Regions from separate parts of the Homo sapiens genome. Here region 1 is linked to region 2. A link is a loop called in an ENCODE intact Hi-C map of the cell type or tissue named here. Cell type or tissue: HCT116. All regions are shown on one strand. Region 1 has its middle 6.3 kb from the start of CRB2. Region 2 holds the start of LOC124902263 (a long non-coding RNA gene).

Region 1 (2,500 bases), 1.3 Mb after region 2:
CCTAGTAATCTCAGCACCTACCATGTTGCCCAGCACACAGGAGGTGTTTAATAAACACTTGGCGAGTGAATTAATGCATTATGAATGAATGGATGATGTCCTGTCCAGCTTTAGCTTCAGTGGCCGGAAGACCCGAACCCAGGGTGAGGACTCAGATGGCATCTCCATCAGAAGCAACTGCCTCCAGCTTCAAACTGTCCTGAGCCCTGACCCTGGGCTGACTGAGCCCTGATCCTGGACTCAGACTAAGCCCTGACTTCAGCTGCAGACTGAGTCCTGACCTGAGACATTTAGCTTTGACTCCAGACACAGACCGAGTTTAACCCCTTCCATGAAATCATTGCTGGGGAGAGTCCTGGGCTGGGAGTTAGAGGTCTCAGTTTGAGCCTTAGCTCTGCCACGGTTCTCTGGGTGACCCCAGAAGGTCCTATCCCCCTGTACCTCAGCATCACAGCAAAATAGGTGCATCTCCAGAAAGTACAGAACACCATTGAAATATGGCAGCCAGTCCGAGGGTGGTGGCCCCTTCCTGTAATCCCAACACTGGGAGGCCAAGGTAGGAGGATCACTTGAATCCAGGGGTTTGAGACTGACCTGGACAACACAGCAAGACCCCATCTCTAAAAAAATAAAAATGAAAAAATTAGCTGGGCATGGTGGCACACACCTGTAGTCCCAACTGCCTGGGAGGCTGAGGCAGGAGGATCCCTTGAGCCTGGGAAGTTGAACCTGCAGTGAGCCAAGATCATGCCACCGCATTCCAGCTTGGGTGGCAGCAGAGACCCTGTTTCTAAATAAAAGAAAAATAAATTTTAAAAAATGTGGCAGCCATTCACGCTCGGGCCCCACCCACGAAGCTGCTGTTAATCCCAACCCCAGAACATTCCTGCGGGGTAAAGGTGTCCCAGGATTCTGGGGCGGGGGGTGGCTCACGGGAATCCCCCCTTACCTCGGTTTTTGTAGGAAGGCTCAGGAAGGGGTTTGGAAGGGCTGCTGTGCTCTTTCCGCTCAAGAGTCCATTCCATCCCACCTGGGGTGCTCTGTCCATGCGACCTTGGGTGAGTCACTCCCCTTCTCCCGTAGGGGCAGGGGGCGGGAACAGGGTTAGAAGGGCCCAGCCTGGCTGTACTTGTCTGCAGTTCCTAAAGTCTGCCTCCGCCTGCTCCCGCCTCAAAAAGACCCCTCTCCACTGCCAATTCGGTGCCTGAAGGAGGAGGTGGCCCAGAGACAGTGAGGCCACTGGACTTGGGCGAGGCTCCGATAGGACCCCCAGGACCTACATCTGAACGGTGAGCTGGGTTCTATCCCCCTCCCAGAGCGGGTGGAAGCTAAGCTGGTTGGAGAGGGGAGCCTGGGCCTATCCTGGAGCTCCCTCTAGTGTCTGAAAAGGGGCCTACAGTCTAACCTTCATCCAGGGGAGGACTGGGGGTTGTTTGTCCTGGCCACCCTCCCCAAGCTGTTTTGCCAGCCCCCAGTCTCTACCCTCACTCCTGGGGGTTCACCAAGCTGAGATCCTGGGGATACACTAGGGCTATTTCCCTTGTTTCAACCCCAGCGGACACCAAATTCTATTGTTCCTGATGCCCAAATGCCCACTCCTGCTCTCTGTGACTCCACCCAACCCCGTCCTGATTCAAGCTTCGTGGCCTTTCCCTGGGTGATTTCAACGCATGCACTCCTTCAGTGCAGCTTTCACTCTTCCCAGAGGGAACTCTGCCACATGCAAACCTGGCCACGTCGTTCCCCTTCTTTCACCTCTTCTATGGCTCCCCAGTGCCCTCAGGACACAGTCCAAATCCTTAGCACCTTACAAAGACTGTGCCATCTGTCCTCTGCCGACCCACCAGCCTCACTTCTAATCATTGCCATTTTGCATCCTGACCCCGGGTAATAATGACCTGTCTGCAGTTCCTGAAGGTACAATGCCCTCTCTCACACCTGACCTTGGACCATCCTTGGTTTTCAGCCAGGTATGCCTTCTGCCTCTTCTCCACTTGGAAACTCCTGTTCTTACTCCATGGTGGTACCTCCCCTGGGGAATTGCCCTTTTGCAGCTGGCCTTCTCTTGGGCTTCCCACTGGGCTCTAAGCCAGCCCCTCTCTGCCTTGTCCTTGAGTCTGTTCCTCTAGACATGAGCTCCCCAGTGGTGAGGGCTGAGTGAGTCTCATCTGTGTATTCATCATCCTACCACATGCCTGCCTTAGGATGGGTACGGATGCCTACACTGGTGAGGAGAACAGGGCAGGATCAGTGCTGGGGGCCTTACGGGAAGCCCAGGGGTCTGTCGGAGCCTAGAAGAGGCCCCGACGAAGCCTGGGGGTTGGGGGAGGAGCAGAGAAGTCTTCTCTGAGGAGATGATGCCAGAGTTGGAGTCTTCAAGGATCAGTGCAGTGTCAAGAGGCACTCAGTCAGGTGGGGGCGGGGTGGGCATTCCAGGGAGCAGACCCTGGCATCAAAGACTTGTGGGCAAAACCTGGCCACTGGCCCAGGGGTGTGTGTG
Region 2 (2,500 bases):
GAGACTACACGAATGTACCACCACTCCCGGCTAAGTTTTGTGTTTCTCGTAGAAACGTGGTTTCGCCATGTTGCCGAGGCTGTTCTCAAACTCCTGACCTCAGGTAATCTGCCAGCCTCGGCCTCCCAAAGTACTAGGATTACAAGCAGAACCACCGCGTCTCTTGTTTTCTTTTTTGTTTTTGTTTTTGTTTTGTTGTTGTTGTTGATGTTGTTACAGAGTTTCGCTCTTGTCGCCCAGGCTGGGATGCAATGGTGTGATCTCGGCTCATTGCAGCCTCCGCCTCCCGGCTTCAAGCAATTCTCCTGCCTCAGCCTTGTGAGTAGCTGGGATTGCAGGAGCCGGCCACCATGCCCGGCTAATTTTTTGTATTTTTAGTATAGACGGGGTTTCACCATCTTGGCCAGGCTGGTCTCTAACTCCCGACCTCAGATGATCCACCCGCCTCAGCCTCCCAAAGTGCTGAGATTACAAGCGTGAGCCACCACGTCCAGCCTGACTGCTTTTACTTATATCACTTTTTTTGTTGTGGTAAAATATAACAAAATTTGCCATTTTAACCATTTTTAGTGTACAATTCAGTGGCATTCTGTATACTCACATTGTTGTGCAACCAGCACCACTATGGGTCTCCGGAACTCTTTTATCTTACCAAACTGAAACTTTGTGTCTATGAAACAATAAGTCGGGATTCCCTTCTCTCCTAGTCCCTGGGAACCACCATTTCTACTTTCTGACTATGAATTTGACTATTCCTGGTTCCTCATGTCAGTGGAATCATACAGTATTTGTCTGGCTTATTTCACGTAGCATAATGTCCTCAAGGTTTCTCCATGTTGTAGCATGAGTCCAAATTTCACTCATTTTTAAGACTGAAAAATATTTCGTCGTGTGCATACACCACCTCGTTTTTATCCATTCATCTGTCAATGGACTTAGGTTGTTTCCACCTTTTGGCTATTGTGAAGAATGTCGGTTAACATTGGTATACAAATACCTGTTTGAGCCCCTGCTTTCCATTTTTGGGAGTTGCCATCATTTTAAAGCCAAACCAAGGAGAAAGCTCTCCCCTCCCACCTGAGGGAGCCGCATTTGTTTTTTTAGGAAGTGGGGTTGAGAAGGTGTAACAGCACCCCAGACTGACCACAGCGGCCACGACTGCACACAGGGGAACTTTGCCTCGCTCGACACTACAGGGTGAAAGAAACACAGAAGTTGTCAAGGAACGTGGCCCCTCTTCCTCTCTCATCTCTCCAGGTGTCTTGTTTCTTTGCTTTAGTCCAGGGGTTTCACTTGCTGAATAAACTGCCTTGAAATGTCCAAGTCATAAACTTAAGAGATCCAAACCTCCTTTTTAGCAGCAGAGGGCGCTCGCATCTGTTCCCTTCATGACTTTGTTTCAGAGTTTCTGTAAGCATGGTCGTCTGGCCACTTGCATGGGAACAACCCGGGGTGTTTATTTAAAATGCAGGCTCCTGGACCCCACCCCCAGAGACTGTGATGCAGCACATCTGGGTGGACCTGGGAATCTGCATGTTAAATTAGCTCCTCCGCTGATTCTAAGGCAGCGGAGGCAAGAACCACTCATAGAGTCTGATGCAAGTCCTCTGGAAATTCTTGGAGCTGTCCGTGGTATCAGTAAGAAGGCCTCACTGTCCCCCCATTTCTCTCCACAAACCTACCCCCCAAATCCTGTCCCTCCTCCTGGTGTCCTTGATCTCAGCAAGTGGCACTACCTTCATTCAGTCATCCATGCTTGAAATTTGCCGAGATCGCGCCACTGCACTCCAGCCTGGGCGACAGAGTGAGACTCGGTCTCAAAAAAAAAAAAAAAAAAAAAAAAAAAACATATATATATATATATATATATATATATATATATATATATATATATATAAAAACTGGGCATGATGGCATATGCCTGTAATCCCAGCTACTCGGGAGGCTGAGGCACAAAACTCATGAACCCAGGAGGCAGAGGCTGCAGTGAACTGAGATCGCGCCACTGCACGCCTAGGGCAACAGAGCGAGACTCATTCGAGAGAGAAAAAGAGAGAGAGAGAGAGAGATCTCCTCTTTCCTCTCTTATCTATCTCTATCATCACCACCCCAATTCAGGCTTCTGCTGATAGCTCACCTCCAGCTCTGCCACACACCCACCCATTCTCCACACCAGACCTGCCACTCTCCTGCTTAGAAACCTCCCCTGGTTTGTCACCATCTACAGATAAAGTCCAAGAACATTGATTGTCCTAAGAGGCCCTTCCTGATTACAATTTCTGAAATCAACCCCTCTCCCTGCCTCCATGCCTTTGTAAACATTGTTCCTTCTGTCTGGACTTCCCTTCCTTCATGTCTGTTCTTAGACAAACTTTTCCCAGTGCCTCAGGCAGAAATAGTTACTCTCTGTGCTCTTCTATTCACACCCATAATTCTCATCCACAACTCTCAACCCTGGTCTGTCTGTCACACTATCTAGAAATCATCTCAGCCTCCACCA

What was found. Hi-C counts contacts between places; a loop is a spot of excess contacts. Peaks named below come from ENCODE experiments on the same cell type or tissue, not always from the same donor. Only the 100,000 strongest peaks of a DNase experiment are listed, where the experiment ranks them.
Region 1: a loop joins it to region 2, with 4 times the contacts of the local background. A loop is called at or near these places in 2 of 110 quality-filtered maps.

Annotation. Positions count from the first base shown.
Region 1 is chr9:123,348,671-123,351,170 of GRCh38, forward strand. No RefSeq gene overlaps it. Among named protein-coding and RNA genes, the nearest start is that of CRB2, 6.3 kb to the right of the region's middle. RefSeq lists enhancers at 556-1,057, 1,058-1,557. In HCT116, a CTCF peak has its summit at 1,385 (motif pointing left); a DNase peak (open chromatin) is centred at 1,351.
Region 2 is chr9:122,094,070-122,096,569 of GRCh38, forward strand. LOC124902263 (a long non-coding RNA gene) reads left to right here and starts at 63. Exons shown (of 2, transcript XR_007061757.1): 1 at 63-103; 2 at 1,105-1,331. In HCT116, a CTCF peak has its summit at 1,376 (motif pointing right); a DNase peak (open chromatin) is centred at 1,392.